4 separate regions of the Mus musculus genome follow, and all the other regions are linked to region 2. Evidence: chromatin loops called from intact Hi-C (ENCODE). Cell type or tissue: heart. All regions are shown on one strand. Region 1 has its middle 26 kb from the start of Psmg1. Region 2 overlaps Erg (ETS transcription factor). Region 3 has its middle 40 kb from the start of Erg. Region 4 overlaps Gm31641 (predicted gene, 31641).

The links. Peaks named below come from ENCODE experiments on the same cell type or tissue, not always from the same donor. Only the 100,000 strongest peaks of a DNase experiment are listed, where the experiment ranks them.
Region 1: a loop joins it to region 2, with 5 times the contacts of the local background. A loop is called at or near these places in 19 of 42 quality-filtered maps.
Region 3: a loop joins it to region 2, with 5 times the contacts of the local background. A loop is called at or near these places in 14 of 42 quality-filtered maps.
Region 4: a loop joins it to region 2, with 3 times the contacts of the local background. A loop is called at or near these places in 3 of 42 quality-filtered maps.

Annotation. Positions count from the first base shown.
Region 1 is chr16:95,961,444-95,969,443 of GRCm38, forward strand. No RefSeq gene overlaps it. Among named protein-coding and RNA genes, the nearest start is that of Psmg1, 26 kb to the right of the region's middle. In heart, a CTCF peak has its summit at 3,169 (motif pointing left); no DNase peak of the experiment used is centred here; H3K27ac peaks cover 602 bases; H3K27me3 peaks cover 315 bases.
Region 2 is chr16:95,463,482-95,471,481 of GRCm38, forward strand. The region is part of intron 2 of Erg (ETS transcription factor); the gene reads right to left. Among named protein-coding and RNA genes, the nearest start is that of Erg, 63 kb to the right of the region's middle. In heart, a CTCF peak has its summit at 3,265 (motif pointing right); a DNase peak (open chromatin) is centred at 520; H3K27ac peaks cover 1,318 bases.
Region 3 is chr16:95,565,913-95,573,912 of GRCm38, forward strand. It overlaps a transcript of Erg not described here. Among named protein-coding and RNA genes, the nearest start is that of Erg, 40 kb to the left of the region's middle. In heart, a CTCF peak has its summit at 4,894 (motif pointing left); no DNase peak of the experiment used is centred here.
Region 4 is chr16:95,193,354-95,201,353 of GRCm38, forward strand. All of the region lies in intron 3 of Gm31641 (predicted gene, 31641), which reads right to left. Among named protein-coding and RNA genes, the nearest start is that of Gm31754, 44 kb to the right of the region's middle. In heart, a CTCF peak has its summit at 3,472 (motif pointing right); no DNase peak of the experiment used is centred here.

The DNA of each region.
Region 1 (8,000 bases), 500 kb after region 2:
AGTCAGTCAACAGGTTCTCCAGATCAGAGAGAGGATTGAAAAGTAAAAAGACAGTTAGACAACATTGTAGCATGACCCCTGTCAATTCTGAGACTGAAGGCAGGTTTAATGTTTCCCAATTCGCTTTTATACCATTTTAATTACATGCAGGTATTTAGGGCAAGCAGTACAATGAGGAACTAAAAAGACAACAGTCAAGGATCAAGCAAGACAATAAACACAAGGTCCCATGATCACTCTGGTGATCCCTGTTTCTAAGGATGATCAAGATATCTGAGCCTACTTCTTTGTTCTACCCTAAAACCAGATTCTGACTTCCTTGTCCTTGGCCAATGTCAGGTCCCTGCCTGGACTTACTTCTTTGTCATGGTCTGATGTCAGATTCCTGCCAAGCAGCCCATTTCCTTGTCCTTGGTCAATGTCAGATTTCTGCCAAGTGGCACCCCAAAAGGCTCTCCACTCATGAAATAGAATAAGTACTTTATTTTAAATCCTACCTACTCCTTGCAGCCCAGGTGCCAGCCATCTCTTCAGTTATCAGAATACCCAGTGTTGCCTCCCACTTCAAATCACTCAGTGACAAGTACTCTCACCTCCCAACACTGACCCTTGAACCTCTTGTCTATCCCAGTGTGGCTGAATCAGCTTCTGCCTCAACACCGTCAGGGCAGGCAGACCTGTCCTTACACATAACCAACTCATATAAAAGTTATTTGTATTGTGCTTTATAGCGAACAGCATCTTCCAAACACAGAGCTCACCTGCAGATCCCCTCCTGTATCTTCCTTCTACCTACCAAGTCCTTCTCACGATAGAGGTCTGGGAAGACACCTGAGTCCTCACATCCACTGCCTCTGCCTCGGACCCTTGGACAGACTTGACTTTTGTGGAATTAGGAACCAGGTGGACCTAATGCAGACAGCAGGAACATAGGCCAAGAGTTCTGTGTGGCCCTGTAAACCTGAGGCTGCTTTTCTCTCCAGGCCCAGTCTGCCTCTACCAAATCCAAACAAGGTTAGTTATGGTCATATGGGTCCCAGAAGGCAGAGTAGGAGCTGCCTGGACCCCTATGGGGCCTCAGAGAACCTCTCAAGAATTTTCTCCACATTTTTTCAAAGGAAATTCCACGAAAACACAAAGATATCTGACACCCCCACCCAGTGTGTGGTGAGTACCTCAGTTTGCAACTGGATCTTCTTTTCTTTTTCTTTTTTGTTTTCTTTTCTTTTCTTTATATACCCAGCAATATAGCATAGAATAGAGTTTATTCAGGCATAGGGAAGGGAGTTAAGAGGGCAGTAGAGGCAGAGAAAGGCAGAGAGAGTAGAGAAGTAGAGGCTGGCCGTGACCATGTGGAGAGATGGGGAAGGGAATATGGAAGGGAGGGGGGAAGGGACGAGCCCAAGGGGGAAGCAAGAGAACAAGAGCTACAGCTGGCTTTTCATCAAGACTATATACAGTATCTGCTGGAATCAGGCTCTCTGTTCCCTAAGGGAACTTCATGGCCTCCTTTCAAAGAAGGGACACTGGAGAGAGAGAGCAAGAACTCCAGCTCACAGCGGCCATGCTGTAAAGAGAGTCTGCCTGGGTGGGCTTGGGACTAATGGCCCTAGGGAGCTTTTGTACTCTTGGGAGGTCTTGGTGCCTGGGATGCAGAGTGAGACAAGCCAGAACATTCCTTGTCATGGGGAGAGAGTGGAGGCTGGACTCAAAAACCCCCAGGGCTCAGGGTCACAGCCATTTCTGGGCAGGAGAAGTAGGAGCCTGGCAGTAAGGCAAGACAGGGGGGCTTAGCCATAAACACAGAAGTGAGGCCTCCTCGAATGGCCACAATGGGCCATATTCAGTGGAGGAAGGGAGGGCCAGTGCTGCTGTGGCTAGGAAGACCTTAAAGAGAGATCACCCAGCAATCCACCCCAGGCACATAGCCTGAGAGCCTTCTATGATTCCCTCTAACAGGAGAGACTGAGGCAGCAACTCTGCATGCCCCACAGAGCAATGTTGCTCAGAGAGCAAAGCCTTCTGCTTGCCATGGCTGCGAACAGAGTGTGCTTCTTCCAGGAGATTACTCTCCCATCTGCAGTAACAACTATCTGGGGCCTCATAAAAACCATGAGAAAAAGCAGGGGTGGGGGCGGGGGGCAGGTGGAGGGTGAGAGCAGGTAGAGGGGTGGGGACAGCTTTCTGTTTTTCAAAGTCAACATTATGGTTTTTTTTAAAGATTTATTTATTTTATGTATATGAGTACACTATAGCTGTACAGATGGTTATGAGCCATCATGTGGTTTCTGGGAACTGAGCTCAGGACCTCTGCTTGCTCTGGCCCAAAGATTTATTTATTATTATATGTAAGTACACTGTAGCTGTCTTTAGACACACCAGAAGAGGGCATCTGATCTCATTACAGATGGTCGTGAGCCACCATGTGGTTACTGGGATTTGAACTCAGGACCTTCAGAAGAGCAGTCAGTGCTCTTACCTGCTGAGCCATCTCACCATCTCACCAGCCCAACATTGGTTTTTTAACATGTACCTCTCTCTCTCTCTCTCTCTCTCTCTCTCTCTCTCTCCCTCTCTCTCTCTCTCTCTCTCAGAGTGTGTGTGCCATGTATGCATACGAAGATCAAAGAGTAACTTTCCAGGGTCTGTTCTTCTTCCCTACCACATGAGTTCTTGGATCAAACTCAGGTCATCAGCTTTTGCAGCAAGCACCCTTAACCCCTGAGCCATCTTACCAGCCCTCAGACTAAAGGTCTAGTGCATACAGATGGCTGTGCTGTTTTTAGTTACTTATGGGTGGTTGTGGAAGAATCTAGTATTAATACAGTCAGATACTTAGGGAAGATAGGTTATAGACTCAGATCAGCCAGGCCCTGAAAGAAAGAAAGAAAGAAAGAAAGAAAGAAAGAAAGAAAGAAAGAAAGAAAGGAAGGAAGGAAGAAAGAAAGAAAGAAAGAAAGAAAGAAAGAAAGAAAGAAAGAAAGAAAGAAAGAAAGAAAGAAAGAAAGAAAGAAAGGAAGAGAGGAAGGGAGGAAGGGAGGAAGGGAGGAAGGGAGGAAGGGAGGAAGGGAGGAAGGGAGGAAGGGAGGAAGGGAGGAAGGGAGGAAGGAAGAAAGACCTTTGTTGAGCAATACTGCCCCCTTGTGACCGATCTTCACTCATAATTTCAGTAGGTTAAGGAGGGCAGCAGTAACATACAGCTTGTTCAACCGCTTTGCACGTTCTAACGTTCTTGTGTGCCCGGAGGGAACGTTATGAAATAATCATTTCTAAGTGGGCAAGAGTTTGATTTAAGAACACTGTGATCAAATATTCACCAGAGTTCACAGTAGCACCTGAGAAAATGTGGGCTGCTGACGTGCCGACAGCTTCATTCCCTCACAGCCCTCACACCGGCCCCAGCAGCCTGAGCAAGCATGGCAATGTCCAGGGGACTTCAAGTGTAAATTCCTTCCAGCCTGGAAAAGCCACCTGATGGATTTGTTCTGCAGTAACAAGAGACAGCTCCTCAAAACATTTTCAGGGATTCTAAAAACAGTCTGTATGCAGAAGTTGATACATAAATCGGTTTAGGACGTGCCATTCTTGACCTGAATCCTCTCACATTCACCAAATACCACCCAATCCAACAGCAGTCAGTCTCCTGCATATGCCATGTGTGGGGCTGGAGGCTCCAGCCTCTGGCTACACACCTGAGGTCTTTGCACAGTCAGCTGTCACACCTGTGACTTTCTCAGCCCCATTTCTGATGTGCAGTTTGAATCTTCAGTTTGTGGAGATCTCCACTTGGTATGCATTAAAGTATCCTCAGACTCAGCCTGACAGAGTGTGCAGGAGTAGCTTGCAGAATGCTGGCTGGTGTGTGAGCCCTTGGGTCCAAGCTGAGACTTGAATACTCTAACAAGTTGGTGCTCAAACTTGGCCACACGTTGGCTTTACCAGAGGGTGAAGAAATCCTGGATCGAATCTCCAGAAGTCGACTGAGGTTGTGTGGCTTTTGGGTTGGGCACTGAACATTTGAAAGCTCCCCAGATGGTTCTAACACCCAGCAGAGTTTCAGGAACACAGTCTCTAAGAAAGAAAAAGACTAGAGATCCTCTCTCTTTGAGTCTCAGTAAGCTGCGTGACTGCTCCATGTCAATGTTTTCATCCTACAGGGCAGCTCTGTGAAGCCTCCTTGTGCTGCATTAAACAAAATAAGAAACTAACAGAAGACAATGTGACTTGTGTCCAATATGGAGGGACAATCCGGTTCTCTAAGATTTCTGAGAACTTATATTGACGGAGGTTGCCTTTCAGCCTGGATTCAAAGCTGTCTGGGATGCCATAGGGCAGGTAGCAGACTGACTTCCAGAGCCCTTCAAGCCTCCCAGCCACTAGTCAGGAGTTTATCTTGAGAAAGTCAATAAAAGAGTCGTAGCCATGGAAACTGCATTGAAAACCACTCTGGACTTTTGACGTCTGAATATTATCAAGCTGCTGTCCTTGTCCTTCTAGATGACCGGCTAAGGATATATTCAGGCAAGACAGAAGAGCACCTGGTTTTCCTATTGTGCCTTCCCCAGTGCACCATGACTTGAATGAAGGAAGACAAACCACACCTCTTACTTAGAAGGTGAAGATCCAGGATGGAGGGACTGCTCAGTGGTTAGCGCATGCCCAAAGCTGGCCTTGGCACACACCTTTAGTCCCAAACCCTGAGAAGCAGAGGTGGATCTCTGTGGGTTTCAGGCCTGCCTGGCTTATATAGCAAGATCCAGGCCAGCTGAGACACACACTGAGTCGCTCTCTCAGAAAAATAATAATAATAATAAAACCTGAGTCCAGTTCACAGCACCTATCTGGAGTGGCTGACAACCAAGGCAGAACCTCCCCCTCTGGCCTCCACGGGCCCCTGCACTCATGTGCACATGTCCAGCCACAGACATAACACACATACTCATAAACCAACCAAATAAATCCTTATATTTTAAAAAGGCAAATATTCAATCTTTGGAGTCATAATATATGCTGTTTACAGGATGCTTGGGCTTGTATACCACTATAAATCAGGTGGTTCCTACCATGCCTTTGTTGGGTTGGATAATTTACTATGACAGCTTACATAATTTAGGGAAGCAGCCGTCCATTTAACACCTGCTGAGCAGAGAGCTGCTATCTGCGGAGACCACTGCCAGCTTTTCCCTGGTGCTCTCTGGAGCTCTCCCCGACAGTTCCTCCTTCAACTAGCTGCTGGAGGTGGGGGTTAGCTGGAGAGATGGTGGCCCCACAGTTGAGAACATCTGCTGCTCCTCCAGAGAGGTTCATTTCCCAGAACTCATATGACTCTAGCTCCAGGGGATCCAACACCCTCTTCTGGCCATGGTAGGCACCTACACACACTGGCACACATAAATTAAAAAGAATAAATCTTTAAAAGGCTTTCTTTTATGCTAGCTGTTTTGTGACTCCCCCTGAAATCAGTCTGCCTTGTTTACCTGGTAGCCCCACTAGTGAATAAGGTGAGATTATCCAACAGGACAGCGTACCTGTCCTCTCGAGTCCCAAGCCTTGCTCACACTGATCCCCACTCCAAGGAATTCTCCCCTTCTTGGTGGACACCAATTGTACGTCCTATAGTTTGTATGGTCCTGTGACTGGCAGGATTAGTGCAGACTCCCCAACCCCAGGCTTAGGGGTACAGACCCCTACTTCAATCACAAGTCCAGAACTCCTATATTTCTGGCCACCTCACTATAAATCAGGTGGTTCCTACCATGCCTTTCTCGGGTTAGATAAGTTACTGTAACAGCTTACAACATTTAGGAAAACATTTGTTTCTTTCCCATTTGATAATAGAGGATACAGCTCGAGAGGAGCCACACTGAAGAATTGCCGAGAGCAAGGAGTGGGAAGAGGTGTAACCCCCAGTACCTCCCTGCTCACCCACCGAGGTCTCCAAGCACCACGGTTTGAGTACTCTTATGGAGGCTTCAAGAGGGCATGTCAGATTATTAGCTCAATATCTACCTCTCTCACCTTATCTTCGATCATTTTCCCACTGGCTGAGAAGACTGTCTTTAAGAACTGGAGTTCGTTCATGCTTGTTTTCGACTGAGGGAAATCATGTGACTTTTCTTACAGCGCCAGCCTCTCTGGACTCAAGGCTTCATGTCTGATGCTGTGTGGAAAAGAAAGCCGCGGAAGGACTCAGGCTGTGGAGTGGGTGAGTCAGCTTCGCACTATGGGAAACCAGCTCTGACTGATGCCTGGAAGACCGTGGAGGGTTCCCGACAGGATGTTCTATTAACAGACCACAGGAAACAACGATTCCCACAGTTTTGTCATCAGGTAACTGCAGAATGATGTGCAGCCTAGGCAAGCACCCCCATCTCCAAGACTACAGCTCTGTGTTGCCCCAGCTCGCTGTCTGTGTGGCCTCCAGCCCCACGGCAGTGGGATGGATGCCTGTCACACTTGCCCATGATCTAGACACCTTCACTTAACACTTTAACAAAATGCCTGAGGAAAGCTATTTAAGGAAGGAAATGTTTATTTTGGTGAACGGCTTGGTCCAGTCAATCATGTTGGAGAATCCATGGCAGCAGAGCGAGTGTGAAGTGGTTATGTTGATTCTTCAGTCAGGAAGCAGAGACGATGAATATTTGTCTTAGTTAGGGTTACCGTTGCTGTGATAAAACACCATGATCAAAAAGCAAGTTGGGGAGGAAAGGGTTTATTTGGCTTATACTTCCACATTGTAGTACATCATTGATGGAAGTCAGGACAGGAACTCAAACAGGACAGGATCCTGGAGGCAGGAGCTGATGCAGAGGCCATGGAGGGGTGCTGCTTTCTGGCTTGCCCTCCATGGCTTGCTCAGCCTGATTTCTTATAGAACCCAGAACCAAGGAATGGCAACACCCACAATGGGCTGGGCCCTCCCCCATCAATCACTAATTTTTAAAATGCCCTGTATGTTTGGCTGCAGCCTGATCTTATGGAGTCATTTTCACAATTGAAGCTTCCCTCTCTCCAGACCTTGAGTCGAGGTGACATAAGAGTAGCCAGCACAGCCTGGCGCTCTTGCATTCAGTCTCAGACCTCCCTCAGAGGATAGTTCCAGCCACACGCAGGGTAGGTTTTCCCTGCATTGGTTAAAGCATCCTGAAAATAACCTCACAGACACACCCTGAGATATGTTCCCACACAGTCTGATCCGACTGACGATGAAGATTCGTCGTGACAGAGAAGAGCCTATAGAATTTTCCATTCCCCAACCACTGAACGAAAACCTCAGGTTTCCCACGGATGGGCCCAGTGTTCCAAAATCCATGTCACAAGAAGTCCAATGTACAGAGTAGCTTGACCTGGTCCAGCTTGGTCCCACCTAGCCTTCTACCCCAGAATGTCTGGGTCCTGTTAGAAAGGGGACAGGCTGAGGTAGCTCTAAGCTACCTGAGTTTGTTCTTCATCATTAGACATCTTGGTCTGCTCTGGTTGACTGAATAGAATACGAGACATTGGAGAACTTAAAACATGCAACTAACTCTAGAGACATGACTCGGTGTGGACTACTTAGATTTGATCCTTAGCACTACAAAACGAAGACAAATCTAAAAAATATTGTCTCAGTACAGAAGGTACGCATCAAGGCCCAGGCATAGGCAAGGTTGGCTTCTAATGAGGCCTGTCTCCTCAACAGGCAGGTGGCTCTGTCCCCATGTCCTAAGAGTCTCTTCCTCTGTGTATGGAGAGGTCTGAAGAACCTCAGTCCCACTGCACCGAGGGCCTCGCTGTCCTGGCCTCATTGGACCTTAATTATACCTCGTCCTCAAATCCAGTCACCCTGAGGTTAGGAGATTCAACATAAGAGTGTGAGCCTGTCCAGCAGAGCTGATGAGAGGCTTGGACCACCAGCTGCCTGCAGGGACTCTGGGGAGGCCTTGTTGCCACAGGGAAGTCATCAGAAGACTGAACTCTGGCCCTCAGGCTCTGCAGTGAATTCCCAGCCACTTCGG
Region 2 (8,000 bases):
CACACACACACACTGAAGTATGTATTTTTAAATTTCTACACAAACACAAAATCACTCTTTTATAGAAATCTAATTTTAGTTAAAAAAAAAACTGCAGAAGACACTCCTCTGTGTTGTGGTGTCCATGGGCCTGACAGTTCATCCTGCTGGTATTAATAACACAAATTTCTCACACCAGAAATTTCAGTAGGTACTGACAAAGTCAGGATGACTGGGCTCTGACCCACCACTCAGCTTTCAGGAAGCCCATGTCACACTAGTCAAATCACACACACACACACACACACACACACACACACACACACACACACACACACCTGCAAGACCTGGAACTCATCCATGAAAGAAATACAGGCTTTTTAAGGCCAAAAGAAATGTTGTACATTGTTCCCTGGATGACACGTGAATCTTAAACGCATACTGTTTGGATTATTCACAAGAACCCTGTAAGAAGGATGTCCCAAGGATGTTTGCCAGGGACGTGCCTGAGATTGGAGATAAGAATCAGCCATCTGGACCTGTCCCCACAATGGAAAACTCCACGACGCTGTGGAACTTTCCCATCTACATCACAGAGAGGGTTTGCTTGAGATCAGGGCAAGCAGGGTGTTAAGAAGCTGTCAGCTTCCCGGTTTCCCATTCATCACTGGCTAAAGACTCATTCTATTTATAGTGTGCACCATACTTAGGTTTTATCCTGCTGGGCAAAACTCTGTGTGAGTATATTTGAATGTGTGTGTGCGTGTGTATAGTGTGTGTACCTGTATTGTATGTCTTTATGTGTCTATGTCTGTCTGTGTGTATCTGTATATCTCTGTGTGTATGCAAGAGTGTGTGTATGTATTTGTGTGTATGTATATGTCTTTGTATATACATGTCTGTTGTGTGTATATGTGTATCTATATGTCTTTGTGTACATGAGTGTGTGTATGTGTGTGAATGTCCAGATCTCTGTGTGTATGTGTATGTATATAAGTGTGTGCCTATGAATGTATCTATGTATATATTATATATGCCTGTGTGTATGGGTGTACATGTGTCTATGAATGTATCTATGCATATGTATATGCTTATATGTTATATATGTCTGTGTGCATGTGTGTGCACGTGCCTCTGAATGTGTCTTGTGTTTGCCATGTCCTCCAGCAGGTCCTTAAGAAACAATCAAATTACCATGTAAGGAACTATTGCTTAACACGTTCTTGGAGTGGTTAATACAGCCTTCAGCCTCTTGGTTGATCTGAACTAATTTAAAGCAAGGAAATTGTTATCACACACTCAATCCTCAACTTTCAACACCCATGCTGCAATTTCCTTCACTGTGAGGCAGGCATCGGCTCAGCTCTGTGGGTTCCAATGAAGCAACAATTCCAACACGCATGACTTCCTCAGCATCCAGAGCGCTCTCCGGTTGTGCTAACCCAGCCCATTCTCATCCCCGAGTGCCCGGGATAGTAATGCAATTGTCACAGACCTTAAGTCTGTTCAAGAACCACTCGTGTTTTTTTTTTTTAAAAAAGACTAAGAGAGATATACTTATTCTGACACAATAGTTTAGCTAGAAGCAACTTTTGTTGTTGTTGTTTGGTTTGTTGGTTTTTTGTTTTTTTTGTTTTTTTTGTTTTTTTTTTTTTTTTGAGACAGGGTTTCTCTGTGTAGCCCTCGCTGTCCTGGAGCTCACTTTGTAGCCAGGCTGGCCTCGAACTCAGAAATCTGCCTGCCTCTGCCTCCCAAGTGCTGGGATTAAAGGCGTGCGCCACCACTTGGGTGACTATGCCTCTATACCAAAGGATCTTGGACACAGGACTAGGTGTGTGTGAGCACAAGTGTTATTTAGAAACCCTGTTTTGCTGCTAGCCACCTTGGGGCTTGTTCTGCGAAGGACACACCACTGAAGATGTGCAGAGGCCCTTGGCCACACTTGTGGGGACTGTGGCACAGTTCCACCCTCCTCGGCCTCAGACTCTCATCACAGTACTGCGATTGTCAGCACCATTCCACAACATTATCTTAGGCTGTTGAGATTAACTTGGGTTTTTATCACTTTCCAGAACCTCAAACGACGTTTAAAAGTGTATTTGTCTCCCTTCTATGATACTTGGTATCATTTATTGAACTGTAATAAACTGGTCTGCAAACTGTTTCTTTAGGACCAAGGAAATGCTCTGATAGTAACAGGCACCTGCTGAGCCGCCCTGGCAGCCTGAGTACCCACCTCAGGAACCCAAGTAAAGGTGGGAAGAAGAGAATCGAATCCACAACGTTGCCCTCCAACTTCCACAAGTACACACACGTGCCTCCAAACGCTCTCCTACCTCCACTTCCACACACAAATGAGCAAAACTTTTAGACCCAAATTATTTGTATAACAAAAATAAAGATAATATGTTAATGGTAAGCAATGGTGCAATGATGTAACTCACGCCACGGAGATTTGGAGGCACCCGTGTGCAAGGGTAGCTCCTCCTCTTTCCTTCTTTAAACAGCCGAGGTGGCCTTGCTTTGTCTTGACCTGAGTCAAGTTAATTTGGTTATCATTTGCTAATACATGTCTATCACAAACGGAATCAGAAATGAAGCTAACATTTGCCATGAATTCATTCCCATTTTCTCACACCTCACCAAGCAACCCATAAACTTAAGGGACTCAGAGGCCAGGTTTGGAGTCACCGTAGCAGCTGCCCCGTCACTCCCAGGCTGCATGCTACCTCTCTGCATGTGCCCTATCACTTCCCACTGCAGAGGTGAGGCCCCCATGTGCAGCCGGAATCCAGGTAGGCTGTTTCTCTTCCAGCTGACCCATGTGATGATCGGCTTCTGCGACAGGGTCTCACAGTGAACCTGGGCCCCAGAGATAGCCTGGGTTTTCGGGATGAGCCCCAGGGATCCTCCACTCTGCCCCCAGCCCACCACCCATCATAGTAGACACTACCATGGATGGCTTCTAGTTTAAATGCTGGGGACTGGAAATCATGCCCCTGTGAGCCATTTTTATCCACTTTATCAACGGAGCCATCTTCCCAGCCCCTTTCTGATAGGCAAGTAAAATCCAAGATTTAAAAAACGCCGCATTTCTCACACATTGTGTGTCCCTAGTAGATAATATTCTAGCCTTCATTTATAGTTATAAGAACAGTCCTATGTGGAGAGTTGCAAGAAGTAGTCACCTACTGTCTCAGGAGGGGCACTTCTATCAGCTCCTCAGAAGCTGGAGTCTTGGGAAGGGGCTTCCCTTTAAACTGCTGGGATCTTGGACACTAGAGGGCACTACATGACCCTCTAAAATGCCCAAAAAGAGCAAACACTATGTCTGCCTAGGGCTTGCCATGAAATTCCTGAAATAATTGTTATTATCCCACAAAGCTGTCTTGGTTTTATTCACCAACAAGGAAACCCAATATTCATCACCTATAAGAGAGAAAAACTTTGAATCAGCATATTATCTACAGATTTTAAAACTTAAAACTAAGCATAATCCAGACATTGTGGGTCACACTATAACCCCAGAACTCAGGGGGCAGAGACAAGAAAAGCAAAGATTTAAAGTCAGCCTCAGCTATACAGTAAGTCTGGGGTCAACCCAAGTTCTACGAGACCCTGTTTCAAATCATAAAACAAAACAGAATTTTATAAATGTATGTTAGTCTTCCTGAAAATAATTTTAATGTACAATCTCACTGACACTCGGCCCAGACAGGAGGTTCTCAGCAGCGTCCTCTAAACACGAGGGGACCTCTGCGACTTACCCTGTCTTCATTTGTACCTAAAATAAGCAGAGCATTTTTGTTTCTGCTTCTACATGAGCTTATATATCATGAGCTGGTGAGGTCAGCGGGTGAGGGTTGTTTGCCTGGGTCTAGGCTGTGGGTGGAGTAAGTGTGGACAGGCTCTGACCAGCTGCTTCGAAGAGGCCCAGGTATGATCCTTACTGCATGTTTCCGACTCCAGCTGCCAGCAGAGCCCAGGGGTGCTTTCTCTGCTTAGAGTGGGGCAGCCAAGGCAGGGCTTCATTCTCGCTGCTGTCACTGTGACAGGGAAACACACAGGGCTCCTGAGTGTGAACAGCATCACATGATGGAAAAGACCTGGACACCACAGCCGAGTGTCATAGCAGCCTGAAGAAGTATGACCACCAAGGCACACAGTCAAAACACACACACACATACACCAGAAACAGGGAAAGGCTGCCTGCCCCATCGTCCCCCAACCGTCTTCATCTGGGGTGTTCAGTTGCAGACCTCCAGATGTTGGGTCACTCTAGAGGAGGGCTTTTTGAGCAAGTACTCTGACTAAGGCATTTGGAAATAAGATTTTTTTTCTAATGTACTCTGAGGACTTCCAACTCTCTATCACATGAGGTCCCCTTCTCAGTGTCCAAACCATACCCAGCGGCAAGTGGACATGTAACATGCATGGCACACGTATGTGCACGGTACCCTACTTTCATAAGCATGCTCAGCTACACTATTTGTTATCAGGGATGGTTTCATATGTCCTTATAGACCAGGAACATGGAGCAGTCATTGCATTTCTAGGCACTGACCATATCACCATGGCAACTGCATTTCCTAAAATGGTCCATCTCAAACCCTTCTGAAAGCTGGCATCAATTTTGCTCCATTAAATAGTGGTACCTGCCTCCCTCCCATCCCCTCAGGTCTCTGACAGAGGTTCAGTTATCAGACTTCCAAAGCTACCTCTGCCTGTTTCCTTGGCAACAAGCATTCATAAACTTCAGCCTTCATTGAAAGAAAAAGGCCAACTATGGAAAGATGGGGTGGGTGTTCTTATCATTATCCCTGCATGACAGTTTACACCAGACCCCAGAGCTAAGTGAAGAAGGCTTCCAGAGGACTCCAGCCCCAAACGCCAGTTGACTACAACCTTCTGCAAGACAACGGGTTGAAGACTTCCTCTCCAGCATCAGTCCTATGATGTGATATGAAGTGATAGTTGTAGTCTTGAATGATTTATTGAAGCCTTAAATGCCTAGAACACTATGAGACCAAGTCTGGCTTCCACAAGACGTTTGTAACAAGACTGTTGCAGCAGAAGGAGCCTTCCTATGAGAGGTCTATCAATCTTTATTGGCATTAGCTACATGTTAAGCATTGGGCCAGGCTGCTCTGAAGGTGCTGAAGGTGCTGAAAGCAAGGGAAATGTTCTTGTACAAACAGAGTGAAACTTCACCTATCAGTTGGAGGGAAAATATGTCAAAGTCGTAGAGGCATTTTAACTCAAGAGGAAGGAGAGAGACGTGACAGTCATTAATTCCTCTCACTCCACAGCTATCCATCAATGACGCTGGTACCCCAGGGCTACACCCTCATGTCCTCAGTCCTTACCCAGTGCCAGCAGTTCTCCTGGACCTGGTTTGCTGGTTGCTCATCTTCAGGACATCCTTCCTATGGATACCAAGTTACCTCCCCAAAGAGAAGTGGGAAACTCTCATGCCCACAGAGGCAATGATGCCTGATGATCCATTACCCTGTGTGTTGGTATACAGAAGAACTCCAATGTGGAGAAAAGGCTGCCATTTTATTCTCTGAAACACTGGGGACTCTTTCCCTCATGGCCTCTAAGGTTTCCACGGTGTTGTGGGGGCTCCACCACACACACACACACACACACACACACACACACACACACACAAAAGCAAAAACAAAAACAAAACTGGACTACACTTAGAGGCATCTGGAGGAATCTAATGATTAGTCTGGCTTCACTGTGGGCAAAGGCAGTGTGTTCAGCTACACACAGCCGGTCCCCATTTCACGAAACCTAGCAATTGTAAGAAAGAGTCTAACCAAACTGGAGGTTTCCTGAAAGATAAACCGTCTTTTGTTTTTCTTTAGCAAGTCTGTCCAGCTGGCCTAGAACTCTTGAACTCAAGTGACCATCCGGCTCCTAAGCAGCCCTTACTGTGGATGTCTGCCACCTCAGGGCCCATCTCAAGGCTACACTAACAAGTTTGGGAAGCAGTAAGGCTCTGGTTCCAGACAGCTGGGTAGGACACCTGAACCTCAGCTCCCAGGCTGAGCCAGGGTTTGAAATACTTGGTTCCATGGAACTCAAAGCTGCTTTCACAGAGACTGGAAAACACTCCTTCTCTCCCATGTGACACTGTGGTATGGAATGCTCGCACACAAGGAACTCTTGTTTTATATATATACATATATATGTATATATATATATATACCTCTAATAGCCAGAAAATGGGGAAGTCCACAAAGAAATTTTTCAACTGCCTCTCTTTACATGACCCTTAACCTAGGAGATTTTTGCCTAATCTGTAAATTGAAGTTAAAAGTATTTCTATACCTTTGGAGTAGGGAGCCCTTTGTCCCCATAAGAACGGAGAGACTATTAACAATAAGGCCCTGCATGCACAACACTCCTTTGTCGGTGAGTGCAAACCAAAACCAGATGTGGAGCCCCAGCCGCTACCTTGGAGTGACCCAGGGAGGCTCAGGCTAATCCAGCCGTTCTTAATAACTCAAAACTGCCAGCCTTAAACCATCTAATTTTTTCTTGCGCTTACAGATGCAAACAAGAATCGACAGCCTGCATTGGAATCTGTTTCCCTCTGGCCACATACAGATAGATTCTGTCTGATAAGAGCAGGATAAAGGCCCTTTCCAGGAAGCTGTGTCACCACCATCCGATGACGAGGGGGTAGCGGTAATTATCACCTTTAATGAACCAAGATTTGGAAGAAGTTATACTGAAAATCAGACGCCCTTGTCCTGACCTCCTCCCAGACAGTGTTCCTTGGAAGTGTGTGAATGTGAGAAAACACTGGAGGTCTCCCCTAAGGCTCTAATGAGTCTAGGGACATTTCTCTGGCAATGAAACTACTTAATTTGCAATCATTTTCTTCAATTTCAGTAGAATAAACATAAGCGAAAGAGAAGAGCCAACGAATTTAGAAATGGCTCAAGACTTCTCAAATGATGAAATCAAATAGGATCAATTTTTAACATTCTGTTAATATCATATCTATTTACAAAAATAAAATCAAGTGGAAAATTACTTTATATACCGGATATTATGTTTTGCCTTAGACGCATGTAAAATACAGACAAATACACAGATACACACTGCTTTTTCCCCTTCTAAGAATTTATTGTTAGTGTACACATGTGTATGGGGGCCAGAAGACAGCTCTGCAGACTTTGTTGTCTCCTAGCTTCACATGAGTCTAGAAGATGAACCTGGGTTACCAGGTAGCACAGCAAACACCCTTAAGTTGATCCATCTCGTTAAGACCCTGATTGGGTTTTAATGCCCAAAAATACAGCAGAGGAATGGATACAGAAATCCTAGCACTTGGGAGGCAGAGGCAGGCAGATTTCTGAGTTTGAGGCCAGTCTGGTCTACAGAGTGAGTTCCAGGACAGCCAGGGCTATACAGAGAAACCCTGTCTCGGAAAAAAAGAAAAAAAGAAAAAGAAGAAGGAGGAGGAGGAGGAGGAGGAAAGAAAGAAGGGAGGGAGGGAGGAAGGAAGGGAGGAAGGAAGGAAGGAAGGAAGGAAGGAAGGAAGGAAGGAAGGAAGGAAGGAAGGAAGGAAGGAAGGAAGATGTGGTACGTTTACACAATGGAGTACTACTCAGCTATTAAAAACAATGAATTTATGAAATTCTTAGGCAAATGGATGTATCTGGAGGATGTCATCCTGAGTGAGGTAACCCAGTCACAAAAGAACTCACATGATATGCACTCATTGATAAATAGATATTAGCCCAGAAACCTAGAATACCCAAGATACAATTTTCAAAACACAAGAAAATCAAGAAGAAGGAAGACCATTGCGTGGATACTTCATTCCTTCTTAGAATAGGAAACAAAATACCCATGGAAGGAGTTACAGAGAAAAAGTTTGGAGCTGAAACCAAAGGAAGGACCACCCAGAGACTGCCCCACCTGGGGATCCATCCCATAATCAGCCACCAAACTCAGACACTATTGCATATGCCAGCAAGATTTTGCTGAAAGGACCC
Region 3 (8,000 bases), 100 kb after region 2:
TGTGTATTCTGCCTGCCTGTATGTATGCATGCATGTGCACCACATGCATACCTGGTGCCTATGGAGTCAGAAGAGGGCAATGAACCACTTGGAATTGGAGTTACAGATGGTTGTGAGCTACAGAGATGATGCTAGGAATCAAACCCAGGTCCTCTGCAAGAGCAGAAAGTAATTTCACAACCACTTTTTCTGTGCTCAGGAAGAGCTAACTGCACCTGAGAACTGGGGTCCTAGCAGCAGCTGTACCCTCCGGCTGGAACCACGTGTGTCCAAGTGTGGTTGATCCATGCAGTGGTTTGAATGAAAATGGCCCCCATTGGTCCATAGGGTGTGGCATTATTAGGAGGTGTGGCCTTGTTGGAAGAGGTGTGCCACTAGAGGGAGGGCTTTGAGGTCTCCTAAGCTCAAGCCTGGCCAATGTGTCACTGTCACTTTCTGTTGACTGCAGGTCAAGATATAGAACTCTCAGCTCCTCCAGCACCACACACGTCTGCCTGCATGCTGCCATGCTGTCCACCATATCGACAATGAACTAAACCTCTGAACTGTAAGCCAAGCCCAATCAAATGTTTGCCTTTATGAGAGTTGCTGTGGTCATGGTGTCTCTTCACAGCAATAGAGACCCTAAGACAACCCAGCTTAATCACAGTAATAAAGAGATACAGGAAGGGGCTGGTGAGATGGCTCAGCGGTTAAGAGCACTGACTGCTCTTCCAAAGGTCCTGAGTTCAAATCCCAGCAACCACATGATGGCTCGCAACCATCCATCAGTACAGCTACAGTGTACCCATATACATAAAATAAATAAATAAATCTTGAAAGAGAGAGAGAGAGAGAGAGAGAGAGAGAGGCAGAAAGCAAGACACTGGAGATTGCTGGCTTCAGCAATCAGCAGCTCTGCCTTTTGGCTCAGCTGACCACTAGTTCATCAGATTAGAAATTAGTGCAATACACCAGGCAGTAGTTGCCACTCTGGTCTCCAAATAAACATGATGTCCAGATGTGGAAAAGAAAGGTAAAAAGGTTACTTCCCTCCCCCTTGGAGGGAAGGGAGTGAAAAAAAGCCGCCCCCCCCCCAGCCCCAGGGCTTTTTTGCTTCATTGTATTTGAACAAGGAGTTCCTATGCTCTAAAAGGAAGAGTGAGCATCTGTTTTCTTCCCCTGAAGGAATTTGCTCAGAGCAAAGATGAAGGCCCTGGAAGTGGAGAGCAGCGGAAAGCTGCAAACAGAAACCCCAGCAGCCTGCCTTCCCCTCAGTCCAAGGGGATTATCAGGGGAAGAATTCACTTTGGCTTCTGGAGACCCATCCCAAGGTGCAGCCCCCACCTCAGCCTGCTGCAGGATGCCTCCCAGGGAGTTCCTTCCCATCCCAGGGGCCTGCAGCCTGGTTTCCTGGGGTTTGATTTGCAAGCTTAAAGATCGGAGTTCAAGCCCCAGAGCATACATTACAACATTAAAGAGCTGAGAACAAGGCAGCTGCTTAGGGTCCCAATGCTGGAAAGGCAGAAGCAGACAGACCTGAGGCTCATTGGCCAGCACTCAAACCTACAGCAATCCTAAAGCCCTGGCCAATGAGATTCCTTCTGAGAAAAAGATGCAGCCAGGTGATGCCTTATGCCTTTAATCTCAGTACTTAGGAGGCAAAGGCAAGGCAGATCTCTCTGAGTCTGAGGCCAGCCTGATCTACATACCAAGTGCTGAACCATCCAGGACTACACAGTGAGAGACCCCTGTGTCAAAGAAACTAACAGCAACAACCAAAAATGCAGGGGTTGGGGTGGGGTCATCCACACATCACTAAATCATAGAAAGTGATTGTGTGTGTCTGTGTGTCTGTGTGTGTGTCTGTGTCCACATGCACACGTGCATGTGTGTTCATGCATGCATGTGTGTGTGTCCATGTTCATGTATGTGTGTGTGTGTGTGTGTGTGTGTGTGTGTGCCTGCACATGGAAATGTGTGTGTCTGTGTGTGTGCCTGCATGCACATGTGTGTGTGTGGTATTGTTGTGCTCACAGTATATTACACAGCTTGGTTAAGTAACATTTTTCCTGCCTGCATATTAACCCATACTGCAAAGAGAGAGAAACAGGCCATGGGTAGAGAAGACATGAGCTAGATTCTTCTCTTCCGTTTAAGGACACAGGCAAACCTCAGAGGTCTGCAGACTCTGCAAAACTTGCTCCCCTGGGCATGTGGTCGGCAGGGAACTGCCCGGGAAGTATCTGAGCTTTACAACTAAGCACACGTATTATCACGAGGAACATCATGACTGGATCAGGAAAGTGATCAAAGTCGTATGGCAACTTCACAAGAAGCAAGACGCAATGGGTGGACCTGCAGCCATTTCCCTTAGAGCCTGGGGGACTCTCCTGTGTCACTGTGATGAGGCACGTGTCCCATCCCTTAGGTGATGATGTCCTAACTTCACGGCAGCGGCTTAGAACAGACCGCAGTGATTGGCTCACAGGGCGGAGCCCTTTCGAATGGGATTAGCGTCCTCATAAACGGACCACAGAGCCATGCTTCGAAGTCACTTGACTTTTTGTATCTTGTCTTAGCTGTCACTTAGAGTAAGATACCCATCACCAGGACTGTGGCCTCCTCCACACAAACCGCCCAGGAAGCTTCACCAAAGCCTCCATAGGGAGAAGAGGCGCCAATCCGCTGCACCCCTGTGTCATCCTAGAAATTCAGTCAGGTTACAGCAAAACCAACCTGAGGCCGAGTATGTCAAAGCACGCACTCGGCGTTATACTAACCTCTCCCTGAGGCTCATGCTCGGTTTTCAACCTTAACTTTTTAGACGACATTCATTTTCTGTGAGTGTATGTGTGCATGTGTGTGTGCGCATGTCACAGCATGGGGAGGTCAGAGGAGCTCTCTCCTTCCACCACACGGGTCCTGGGGGTGGAACCCATGTCCTCAGGGCTTTTACCCACTAAGCCATCCATCTCACTGGCCCTCAACCTTTACCTTTTAAAAACCTGGAGTTTAAAAGTACAAATTAGTTTATATTATAAAACAAAACTTCTGGGCCACATGACTCTGACCCCCATGTCCATGTGCACATGCCCCACCCCCCGCCAAATGCACAGATACACACGATAAATAAATGTCATTTTAATCAAAACTTTTGAATGCCACAGCGCAGTCTTCCTCAGGTCATCTTTGATTCCATGGCTTCACTTCCAGGCACTTATTCCAGGTACAGTACAGTGTGTGTGTGTGTGTGTGTGTGTGTGTGTGTGTGTGTGTGTGTGTGTGTTACAGTCTTTTTCAACCCTGGAAACTTAGGAGCCTGCTGATTTTTAGATCCACTTCCAAAATAGCATGACTTAGCCTGGCCATGGGCATTCTGCACCCGAGACTGAGAACTCTGATGGCTGGCTAACAGAAAACCGAGAAAAAGCCCAAACTCAGCAGACGTGGGTCAGATGCTGTAAGGCTACACAATAGGGTGTTAGATAGTTTCATAGTAAATGTGGCTCAAAAGCAACTTTTCAACAAATACACTTAATGGCACAGATACTTAAAAATGTGCTGTTAGTTTGGACAAAATGGGTTATAAGAATGTATTAAAATATCTACATTGAGGTAAATATATACATATATTCTTATATATGGGGCCACTATTCTGAAATTAAATGCATTGCTTGTCACACGTAATTACATGCTGAGGGTCGGAAGATGTAACTTTAATATTTTGACTCATCTACATGTTCTTTATTTCCACAACAGACAAAGGAATTGCTAGCCCTACCCCTTAAAGTTCAAAAGTGTAGACAGAGGGATTTTTAAGTTTTAAACATTTTCAGCTCCGTTCGTATAGATTCTGGGGCACCACCCACCCCATCAGCCAACACCTGCATAGCAAAGACACACTTAGACTCACCATAGGTCACAGGGCACGATGCCCTGCCAAGGCTCAAGCAAAGTACAACAGTCAGATGGCATCCCTGCCTCCCATCACTGGGGGTGCATCCTTGCAGTCCCAGCCACTCCAAGCCCTCCTAAACTCACCTTCAATGCTGTCAGAGCGAAGTGAAGAAAGCTGTCCCTCTAAGCATGGCAGATAGCCAGCCCCTGTGTTTGTGGCTTTAAGGGAGATAAGGCACCACAACTTACAATTCCCAGAATTCCAGGCCAGCTGAACAGAGGAGTACCACAGGCCAGGGGATTGATCTGAGGAGGGCAAGCACAGATGGGGTGCCGGTCCAATAGACTTGCTATTCAGGCTGGAAACCTGATGTCTCCAGTAGGAGGCTGGAGTGAGTCCCATCAGGACACATGACACATATGCTCTCTGTCCTGGGGTGGAAGGAGTCAGAGAGGTAGCTGACTTTCGTCCTTCACTCTCCCAATCACTGGCTTGCTGTCAAGGGCACAGGGGGTGCAAGTGAAGAGCTGACCCCAGGTGAGGGAGAGAAAGACTGGGCCACCTTTTTGGAACCATCAGTTTCCACTACTGTAAAGGAAGCCTAGTGTTCTCACCAGAGCTCTGCTCTGTAGCCATGACTGATCAACTCCATGAGCACTGGTGGTCAGCTTGATCCCTCCCTATCCTTCCTTAGATTTGGAAGTGGGTCTACCTATATCTTCCTGGTGAACAAGGGGCTCCCAACACCAGACAATGTATTGTCAATCAGAAAGATGCCATTTTAACTTCCTCAAGATTGTAGGGAAATATGTGCCAGGACATGTTTGTTTCTTTGTTTGTTTGTTTGTTTTTTGTCCCCAGTGTCACAGTCCACTCTTGGTTCCTAAACATGGCTTCCTTACATCAAAAGGATGTGCCAGAGGCCAGACAGATGGCTCAGTGGTTAAGAGTCCTTACTACTCTTTCAGAGGACCCTAGTTCACTTCCTATCATCTGCTTGTAGTTCCAGCAAATCTGTCGCCCTCTTCTGGCCTCTGTGGGCACTGCACAAGTTGGTATGTACACACAGAGTAGTAGTGAGGGGTGAAGGAGGGAAGGGAGAAAGGAGGGAGAGAAGGAGGGAGGGGAGGAGGGAGGGAAGGGAGGGAGAGGGTGAGAGGAGAGAGAGGATATACCATTTAAAAGTTCCTGGAGCAGTGCTAAGCCCCATTCAGTCTGCTCATCACAGCCCATCAAAAGATACCCAGGGTGAGGTCCTAAGGTTTGCAGGTCCCCCCCCCCCTCGGAACTCCAAAAAGTAAGTGTATTCTCAGTGCCTGTGCAGCATGAGTGTTCAGCCTCCATGCAGCTGAGCTAAGGGACTGGTCCTCTGAGCTCTCCCAAGCTATCAGTGTGACTCTGGGTCTCTGGCCCTTCTGTCCCCTGAGCATCAGCCACCACTCTTCCCATTCTTTGTTTATACCGGCTTCTGTCCCTACCCTTCCCTCTGTGGTCCCTGTCCAAGCAGAGACTGCGGAGAAGGCAGTTGACAAAGTTCTTGCCATACAAGCACAAGAACCTGAGTTTACACCCAGGATCCACATTTTAAAAGGCCAGGTATTGGGTGTGCACTTATACCCCTGTGCTGGGAAGGCAGAGACAGATAGATCTGTAAGGATCGTTGGAGAAGCAGAGACAGGTGATTCTCTCTGGATGGCCAACCATGTCCACTTGGCAAGCTCAGATCAGTGAGAAACCTTGATTCAGAAAAAATAGTTGACACCTGAGAAATGACACCCAGGGTTGTCCACTCTACACGCAGGCATGTGCACACACACACACACATATGCACACACATACACATATATATGTACACACAAACACACACACACACATATATGCACACACACACACACATATATATACACACACACACAAAATCAAACATATGTACACATACATTACGTACATACAAACACATACAAAACCAAGTGAACTTCAGGGTCTTGAACCAATGAAAGCTACAAGCAGTCAAGGAATGCAGACCAACCGCCAACCATGTAGGCAGTGGGCTTTGACACTTGGTGCACTGTGAGCCGCCTGCTTCTCATGTCCGGCTTCTGGCCAACTGGTAGCAATCAGACAGGACACTGCGGCACACAGGAAATCTAAAATTAGGTTTTACTACCTTGCATGGAGGATTTATGGGATGGTTTAATTGCTAGTTTGGAGACTAAAACCTAGACTAGGAAGGTGAAACCATCTTTCTGGACAAGCCCAGAGAGCCACTTGCACCTTGTGAACCTCATCTGCAGCAAGAGAAGACACATAACTTCAGAGAGCAGAGAGCATGACCCTGTCAACCTGGTACATGCTACAGCCAGGAGCATACTGTTTCCTGCTACTCTGATTTATAATAGTAGGCAAGTGTGGGTCTTCTGGTGAGACCAGTCTTCAAGCTACACACAAATAGTAAAAACATATGCACGCATGTGTGCATGTGCGTGCATGTGTCTGTGTGTCATGTGTATTTCTGAGTGCATGCACATATGGATGTGCACATGTTTAAGTGTGGGTATGTATATGTGTATGTGTGTGTGCGTGGTGCCTGTGTAAATGGGTGTGTGTTTGTGTATGTGCGATCACGTGTGCATGCATATGTGTGAGCATGTGTGTGTTTTCATGCATGCATGCACATGTGTGTGCACATGTTTAAGGATGGGTGTGTACATGTGTGTGCATTGTGTGTGTGCGAGTGTCTGTATGTCTGTGTATGTGTTCATGTGTGCATGCATGTGTACCTGCGTGTGTGTACAACATGTGTATATGCATGTGTGTGCCCATGTGTGTGTGTGTGTGTGTGTGTGTATGTGTGCGCGTGTGCATGCATGTAGAAGCCAGAGCTATCTATCTTCCCTAATCACTCTCTCATCCCTCACTGAGTCTGAACACACTGACGCAGCTGGCCAGCCAGCAAGCCCAGGGATACCCTGTTTCCATCTCTCCAGCACAGGATTACAGGTGCACGCTGGTACATCTGACATTTTACATGAGTTCTAGAGAGCTGAAACAGGTCTTTGTACCTTTACCAACTGAGCCATCTCCTCAGTACCCAAAGGTAATTCTGCACCATGATTTTTAACACGCATTTTCTGAGTGTGACCCAACACAGGAGGTCAGCTGTGGGATTTTCCACTTGTGGCTTCACAGCAACTTTAAAAGGTCAGACTTGGTGTTTTCAGATTATAAGATTTTTAACATTACCAGGAAATATAACACAATAGCCAGGGCTGTACACAATCATTTTTGGTAAAATGCTCAGGCCTCTGTGTCCACGGTAACATGTATCGTTGCATCTTCTAGCAGGTAGGAGGCTCTTTCCTACGGGGCTGGCCTTCAGAGGAGCACAAGATTGTTAGCCCTGCCAGTGACGAGGAGAAGCCTGAACACAAAGTCTGACTCTTAACGCCTCTGCCCTGGTTTCTCAAACACACTCTCCCTTCATGAGGACCTGGCTCTCCCTCCCGCGCTTCGCTATTTTGGGTGCTTGGGTCATTTCTAGTAACTGCACTTAAGCGATCCTGTCAGCTCCAGGGCGTGGGTGGTTATTCCACTCCCCTCATTGCACAGAGCCTGCCCTCCCTCCATCTCTGAGTCAGCTGCCTTTTCATGAAAATACTACTCTGCAGTCATTTTCATAGGAATTTGTGCTGGCGTGGCTCTGTTTCCCTTGACGCCGGCCCAAGTGTTTTTCTCTTCGGATTGGTTTTTGGTGGAAGCTCGCTCACTCGGCATGTCTCTGCATTGTTGTTTGTTTTCTAGCCTATTTCCATTTTTACTGGAGGGCAAATATCAGTCAATGTGATCCAGCTGCAGAAAGGCATCCGAGCCACACGACTTGCGTGTGGATGTCCAGGGTGAGCAGGAAATAAAGGCAGCCCACACGTGGCTTAGTAGCATGAGAAGAGCTAGCCTCTGTCTTAGGGACCAGTCTTTCACAACGTGGGCCATCTGATCTTGCGCTTTGAAAAATGTCCTGTCACCCTTCACCCTGAGAAGTGCATGGCTATTGACTGTGCCTGTTGTATGGGCATCTGTTCATTTGTGTGTGCCCGAGTATGTGCATGCCTGTGTGTACGTG
Region 4 (8,000 bases), 270 kb before region 2:
TACAGTGCCTCATTGTGCGAACGTCTTTCATGTGTGCTAGGCACGCTCAGAGATTAATAATCTGCATCTGATTTGCATCATCTCATTTAAACAAAGGCGATATTGGCCATACTGCCTTCTGAGACAGACTTTGAAAAATTGCACCTTTTTTTTTTCAGCTATGTAGTAACAACCAGTTTCTTCTTGGTTTCCAGAAATGGTTCTGCTCTCTGTGTTTTTACAAAAACAAGACGCTGAGTGGGTAGATGGTGGGTGGGGAGTGCTTCTCGGACTAAGAAGGTTGAGACCTGAGGTGCACTTCAGGATGACTGGCTTATCTCCCCCTGAGTCTTCCTTGGGTGCTGGCTCTGCTCTTTGCTGAATCCTTACCACAAGGACAGGGAAGCCTTCAACTTCTTAGTGCTCTGGAAACCTCCATAAAGCCAGTGTTCCCGATGCATCTGCCAACATCATGGTCTATGGAAAAGCAACTCTAGGACTGATTCTCAGACTTGTGGGATAAGTGACCCACATGATTGTGACCCAGCGCGTGAGGTGCTCCAGAAGGAAGCGCTCTGGAGGGAGGCGCTCCAGAAAGAGGGGCTCCAGAGGGAGGCGCTCTGGAAGGAAATGCTCCATGCTCCTCCTTTTCTTGTTTAGTGTAAAGAGGAGAATAATGACTCCACCCAGTGGCGTTTGACACCTAGGCTTCCTAGAGGAAACTAAAATTTGCTGGGGGCCAACCCCGTTGTGTCTTCTTTCTTGTTCAGTTCTCCTTGAGGCAGTAAGAGGGGGAAGAGCGTCAATGGAGTTAAGACTTAGTCTTGAGATAAATTTAGGGTTGCTGTTTTCCCACCTCAGTTCTAAGTCACTTGGCTACAGTGGCTGACCTGCCTTCTGAGTCCCTCTGAGAAACTGTTTAGCACCTCATCCTAAAACAGCTCCAGAAGCAAAGTGTACAAAGCTGTACAATGGAGCCCTTTAATGCTCAGTGCCCTGAGCCAGCGGGGAGTGGCTTGTGAAAGAGAGCAGGTGGAATTCTTGCATCTACTCAGCTAAGGGGGCCCCAAGCTGGCTGTGATTCCCGAGCTTAGGCATCCACAGGGAAGCACGCAACTGTTAGCATGCTGGCACTGTGCACAATGGGTGGGGAAAATGAATGTCAGCAGTGTGCTTGTTGGGAATTGTGTGTGCTGGGTGAGTTCTGGACTCCGTGCATCTCACACCATGCGAACTCACACACTGCTAACCTTCATGCACACCCATGTGAACTCACACTGTACCCTCCATGGCACACCCATGTGAACTCACACTGTACCCTCCATGCCATGCCCATATGAATTCGCACTGTACCCTCCCTGGCACACCCATGTGAACTCACACTGCTACCCTCCCTGGCACACCCAGGTGAACTCACACTGCTACCCTCCACAAGTTCACTCTTGTTTGCAATACAAATCCAGTGGTTTAGACAGAAGTGTTATCTTGACCTTGAGTTCTAAGAACTCACTCATGGTTACAGTGGGTTTAGCAGGTTGGTTGCTGCTGCTGATCACTCTGGTTCCTAATTAAGTCGGTTCTATTTGTGGCTTACTAATCTGGCTTTGGTTTGGCGACTGGGCTATACTGAAGTGTCCTCTGACTGTGGGGTCTGGATGTACCACTGCCTCCATCCCTTACCCTGTCCCTTTCTGGTCTCTTGTTTATACTGCTCAGTTGTGACACTAGCCCTGTGACCCCCTACTGCCATCAGCAGCCTGGGCTTTGGCCAACTACAAATGAGTGAAACATACACCTTCCACATACAGATTTCGCTGCCCCATGCTCTATGTGAAAACACTTTTCACTGTCTCCTTAAAATTACTCTTAGCTGCCTCTGGCTTCTTCTGATATGATGGCATGCCTCTTCAAGCCTGGTTAGTTAGTGCCGAGAGAGGCGACTATCTACCTGAGGCTAGTTCTAACAAGGCATGGTGATGCCTTGTGCTACTAGAAGGAGCCCAGTTCCAAGGACATGCATCAGTTCTCAGTTTCCCTATACCCATTAGCCAGAGGACTCGTTTTATTAATTTAAAAACATTACATTGATTTATTTAATTTGTGGGAGCCCACCACAGCTCACACATAGAGGAAAACATGTGGAAGTCAGTTTTCTCCTTCCACCATAGGGGTTCTAGGGTTCAAATTCAGGTTGCCAAGCTTGTCTGTGAAGGTCTTACCTCCTTATCTGACTCACTGGGCCTGCTCAGGGGACTTTGACAAGAACAGCGTATACACCCTCAGCTGGGCAGGGGTCTCCTCATGCCCAGGTGCCACCTCAGCCATCCTCCTGTGGCACTGAGTGGTCAGAGCTGAGTATAATGTGTATCCAGCTGTCCTCACCCTCAAACATGCCTGTGTCTTCGATGTCAGCTTGGCCCCATTGTTTAGCATCTTATCTTTGTAAGGACATCTTTTTCCTAGAAGTAGATTTCTTGGGACACTGTGCCAAACCTCCAGGTTTTGTACAAGTCACTCGTCACTTGGACTTATTTCTAGCTATGCGGTCTTGGATTTCCACATCATGTTGTAGCCTCACCACTCGGCTCCCAGGACAGTTGAGTGAAGTTCCTCATCAGAGATCCCCAGGGGTCTAGGATTATAGCAGTGATTCAGGACAAAAGTCTGCTACCAGCAGCATTAGCTTGGCACGAGTTTCTATGTGAATATCAATATGCATAAAGTCACAGACAGTAAAGAGTTCTGCAAAAGACGCACCCATGTAACCGCAAAGTAAAAGAACAGAGGAGACCAACTCTCTGGGGCTATGGATAAGGCTCGGAGATTAAGAACACTTCCTGTTCTTCCAGAGGACCAGAGTTCATATTCTGGCACCCACATTAGACAACTCTCAACTGTCCGTACCCCCTGAGAGAAACTGAGTCTTGAGGACTCTTCTACACTGGCTACATGGGGTAATCCACAGGTGGTCTCGGGACTGGACAAAGCACCTGGTGACCCTCAGCTGATTTGGCAATGGTGTGCCTACAAAGATGAGTTGGGGAGCTTCCATCCCCTCTCTCTGCATGTGCATGGCATCTGGTGTCCCTACCCAGTTCCTGCTGGTCTACTGTAGCTGCATTCCCAGCCTATGGGAAGAGACATGGGTTTCAGATGGAGGCAGGGCAGCCTTCCGGGTGAACCAAATCTGTAAGCAGCTGGCTTATGATATCTAATGTAACCTCATTGTAGTACATCAGCTCTGGGCAGTCAATGCTGGGATATTTGCCATTCTCCTGAGGAACTTAAGCACTTAATGAGATGATGTACAGGGAACACTTAGCACATAGTATGGCCACAAGTCAGAGAAGTAGCTCCTTTTCCCACCCCTTATCCTAGGTCTCTTGTGATCTCACAACTCTTATGGAACAATGAGACCTTTAATTCAATGGAGAGAGTTGGTTGCAACCAACTCAGACTTCTACTGGGAGGGAAGACCTACTCAGCCACTAGGGGGCGCCAATTGCATGGAAAAGGGGGGCTTGTGCTGTCCTGGAAGGAAAACAAGGTAACTCTTTTACTTTCTTAAAATTTGGGACCCAAGTGCAGCCTCAGTGCTTGCTGGAGATTCTGGGACTTAGAAAGTCAGGACAGGGGTCACAAGACATGCAGAAAGTGCCCTCAGATCCCTCCCCAGGGACTACCTATCCTGCACACTCACCTTGCCTATGCAATCCAACACCTTTTACTTTCTTTTCTTTCTCCTGGACTTGTCGTTATTCCGAAGTCCCTTCAAGACAGACAGTCTGCCTAGCATACAGAAGAAGAGTTCTGTGGGGAACGAAGGGTCCTTACTTTAAAGTGTTTCAGATTTTTCTTTTCTGCATATGTATATGTGTATATGTGTGTTCACATGTATAGAAATGAGCATGTGTGTCACAAAGTCCACAGATGACATAAGGTTTTCTTCAATTGCTTTCTCCCATATACACTGGGGTAGGGTCTCTCCTTAAACCTGGAGTCTTTTGAATTTTTTTATTGCTACCCAAGCTCAGTTGTGCGATCACAAGAGACCAAGGAGTAGGAGAGAGAGCTACTTCTCTGAGTTGTGGCCATACTATGTGCTAAGCATTCTCTATAGATCATCTCATTAAGTGCTTACGTGTTGCAAGAGAGTGGCAAATATCCCAGCATTGACTACCCAGAGCTGATGTACGACAATGAGGTTACATTAGATGTCATAAGCCAGCCGCTTACAGACTTGGTTCACCTGGAAGTCTGTCCTGCATCCATCTGAAGCCCATGCCTCTTCCCATAGGCTGGAAAGGCAGCTAGACAAGCAGGGCCTGGGAGGGAGGCCTTGATGCCGTGCACACACAGAGGAGAGGGGACAGAAGCTCAAAAACTCCCTTTCTGGAGACCTGAACTCAGGTCGTCATGCCTGCGCAGCAAGCATATCAGCCACTGAGCCATCTCCCTCCTCCCTCTTCCCTCCTCCCTCCTCCCTCCTCCCTCCTCCCTCCTCCCTCCTCCCTTTCCCCATTTCAAAGGTTTTGAACCAACCAGGTCAGATCTTTGGTTTGGAGTTTTACACTCAGCTCATGAGCAGACACACAGTTATATTTAGAGATCGCTGGGCTCCGTAGGAATTCTCTGATCAGAATTAGCCCACCATTGCATTTGAAGGTGACTAGACTTAGGGATACATCCCTGTAATGGGTAGCCCAGAATGCACAGTGGGAGAGAAGAAGCTGAAAGACAGCGAAGTGACCTGCTTTTTCTGAAATTATCTATGGCTAAGGTGGGAAGACTGTTCCCCAGAAGGGAAACTGCGCACTGTCCTTAATGGTCTGTTTGGGGGTCTGTACATCAGAATGGACACATTTCCTTAGCATGGGAATTTCCTGTGAGAAAAAGTCTCCCCAGGGAACCTTACCGAAGATGGGTGCTTTATGTCATTTACAATTATGTCAGATGTGTTGGCTCTCTTACACACTGATAAAGCCTCTTTTGAGATGCCAGGTACACCCTACATGTGAATTACCAGGGACATTTAACCAAACTCAAGCTCAGTCCTGTGAGATTAGGCAATCTTTGTGTGCAACCTAGGTATTTACAATGAATTTGTAGCTGATTTTACATTCCTTGACATTTTAAGACTCATAGATCTAGAAGATAATTCAACCCCTGCTGGCATTGGGCATATGTTGAATATGTGTGTGTGGGTGTCTTTGGGTGTTGTCAATACTACGAAAATCTCAACCAAACAAGCATGCCCCAAATAACCAGTCACCATCTTCCATGTCCCAGAGTCACACAGGTGCCTGGCATGCTCAGCTGGAGTGGCTTTCTTTGTATTGAGACCCGTAGCTTGTTTATCTGATGACCCAGAGCTGCAGGCTGTCTAGGCAAGGCAAAGGTGAGACGTGAACCCTCCGTGGCAGGGAGGAGGGGAAGAGCAACAGCTGAGTGTTGCCGTGGCAACTTCTGACCATCAACTGGTCTAAGATACAAGGGCACAAAAGATACGCCTGTCGGGGCCGGGGCCACTGATACCATTCTGATCCGAACGATCGCCTCAGGAAACCTCTGTCAGAACTCTAGGTGAGCTCTGACACAGCACCGAGCTCCTCCCACTGTTCTCCTGAGGAAATGGGGTGGAGGTCTGTAGAGGAAACATCCTGTGTCCCCTGCTTTTCAAACATCCTGCGTCCTCCGCTGCTCCCTGCAAACCACTTAAAGATGCCTCTGGACTCTCTTCTGCTTCTTTCTTAGCTTTCCAGGCAGGAGAGCAGCTCATGGTGTCACACAGGTCAGGACCGGGACCTGTCAGCAAAAACAGGAAAGCAAACCACCCAAACACTCCGAACCTGGGGGAATTGGCGTGCTGACTGCCTTCCTGTAAAGCTATACCCTTGAGAGAGGTCCTTTCCTGGTGCCTGCATAATGTATCGATTTGACACGATTACCAATGACACAGACAATTCCCCTACTTGCTAAGGAAATGAGTCCATTTTTATGTGCAAATTAGTAGGATGAAGAACCGTGCCTGGGCAATTGCACAAGGACGCCATTCAGAAAATCCCCCCTTTGTGTTTATATATTCCGCCTTGGTCATCTTGAAACTCTGAATACTGTTTGGACACAGAGCTTTGTGTTTTCACTTTGCACAGGACCCACGATTTAGCCAATTCTGGTAAGGTAACTTGGGAGCTAGGCAGATCGGAATGACATTTTGGTCTCTCATGTAGTAATTGCCATCTTGGACAAGTGGGAATGCTCTCCTGGCGTGAGTGTACTCAACTACAGAACAGAGGTACTAAACATCTCCCATGGTACTGTGGGGTTGTTGTGAACTCATGTGGGTTCACCTAGTGAGCACAGGGAGCCTGAATACTGAGCACCAAGCCAGTAGATGTCAACAATTTGCCTGAGAAATAATTAAATTATACCCTGTCCTTGAAATATATGGTTATGCGTGTAATAAAATATGTATTTCCTGAGCAGCTATTATATAGCAGCACCCTCTGTATTTATAATGCCAGGGGTCTATTGGCCAATTTCAGACTCAAAGGATTCTCTTTAATTAGAGTTTTTATTTATTTATTGAAAACACCATACATGCTTCAACGTCGCTTGTATAGGTCCACCAGTTCACCACCTCTATCCTTCTCCAACCCCCTCTGCCCCTCCCAACACACTTTTCTCCCAACTTAAAGACATTTAAAAAGAATAACCCATTGAGTCTTATCTGTGCGCATGGGTCTGAGTCCACCCACTGAGCCATCCGCTGGCACGTGGGCCACACTCGTGGCCACATCTCCAAAGAAAATTGATGCTCCCTCTAGCAAGCAGCAACCTCTAGTATCTCTCCAGCTAGGGGAGAGGGCCCAAGCATGCTGGGATTTTAACTGGCTTGATCGTGTGCAGGTAACCACAGCTACTGTGAATTCATGCAGTCGATGTTGCTTTCACGTCCAGAAGCTAGCATTTCACAGCTTTCAATCTCCAGCTCTTAATGCTCTCAGACTCCTCTTTCTGCCTGTTCTTCCTCAGTGTGTGTGGTATGGAACACAAAAACCCAAGGATTTCTTTTTTCCACTTAGGGCCCGTGAAAATAAGAACCGGCACTCATGTCCTCAGCAGGATGTGCAGGAGTTACTAACTGCAAAGCCAGGCTGTAGGTAGTATTCCTGTCTGGCTCACCTCATTCCCCAATACCACAGCAACTCTTATAAAGGAAACCCTTTAATCGGGGCTGGGTATGGTTTCAGAGTTTTAGTCCATTATCAATGTGGGGCAGGAAACATGACAGTGTGAAGGCAGACTGTTTGCTGGAGGAGCTTAGAGTTCTACATCTGGATTGGCAGGCAGCAGGTGGAGAGAGTGACACTGAGCCTGGCGTAAGCTTCTGAGACCTCAAAGCCTACCCTCACAGTGATACACTTCCTCCAACAAGGTCACACCTTCTCCATCAAGGCCACACCTACTCCAACAAGGCCACACCTCTTAATAGTGCCATACCCAATGGGGCCATTTTTATTCAGACCACCACAGGGATCTATGTCGATTTTCCTTCCCCCTATTCTTTTCTTTTGTCTCATTCTTTCTGGTGGTATCTCCAATCTGGACACCTATTGATTCTTATTTATTCACTTATAATTTATTTTTGTTTTTATGCATGCATATCCATGCCTACATGTCTACATGTATACATGGGGTGCTGGCAGAGGACAGAAGAAAGCTCAAATAACAGGGTGGCTGTGAACCACCCAGTGTGGGTATTGAAAACAAAACACTAGTCCTCTAGTCCTCTCTAAGACGAAGTAGTACATGCTCTAACCACTGGACTACCTCTCCAGTCCTCACATCCCTTGATTCTTGACAACTTAAGGGCATTCTGTCTCCCTCTCATTGCAATGACAGTGACATAAAGAACAACAATATAGCAGGTGTTCCAGGCCATCACGTGAGCTGCCCTGTTCAGGAGGGCCCAGCATCCAGTCCCTGGGAGGTGAAGACAAGAAGCAGGTAGAGCAGGG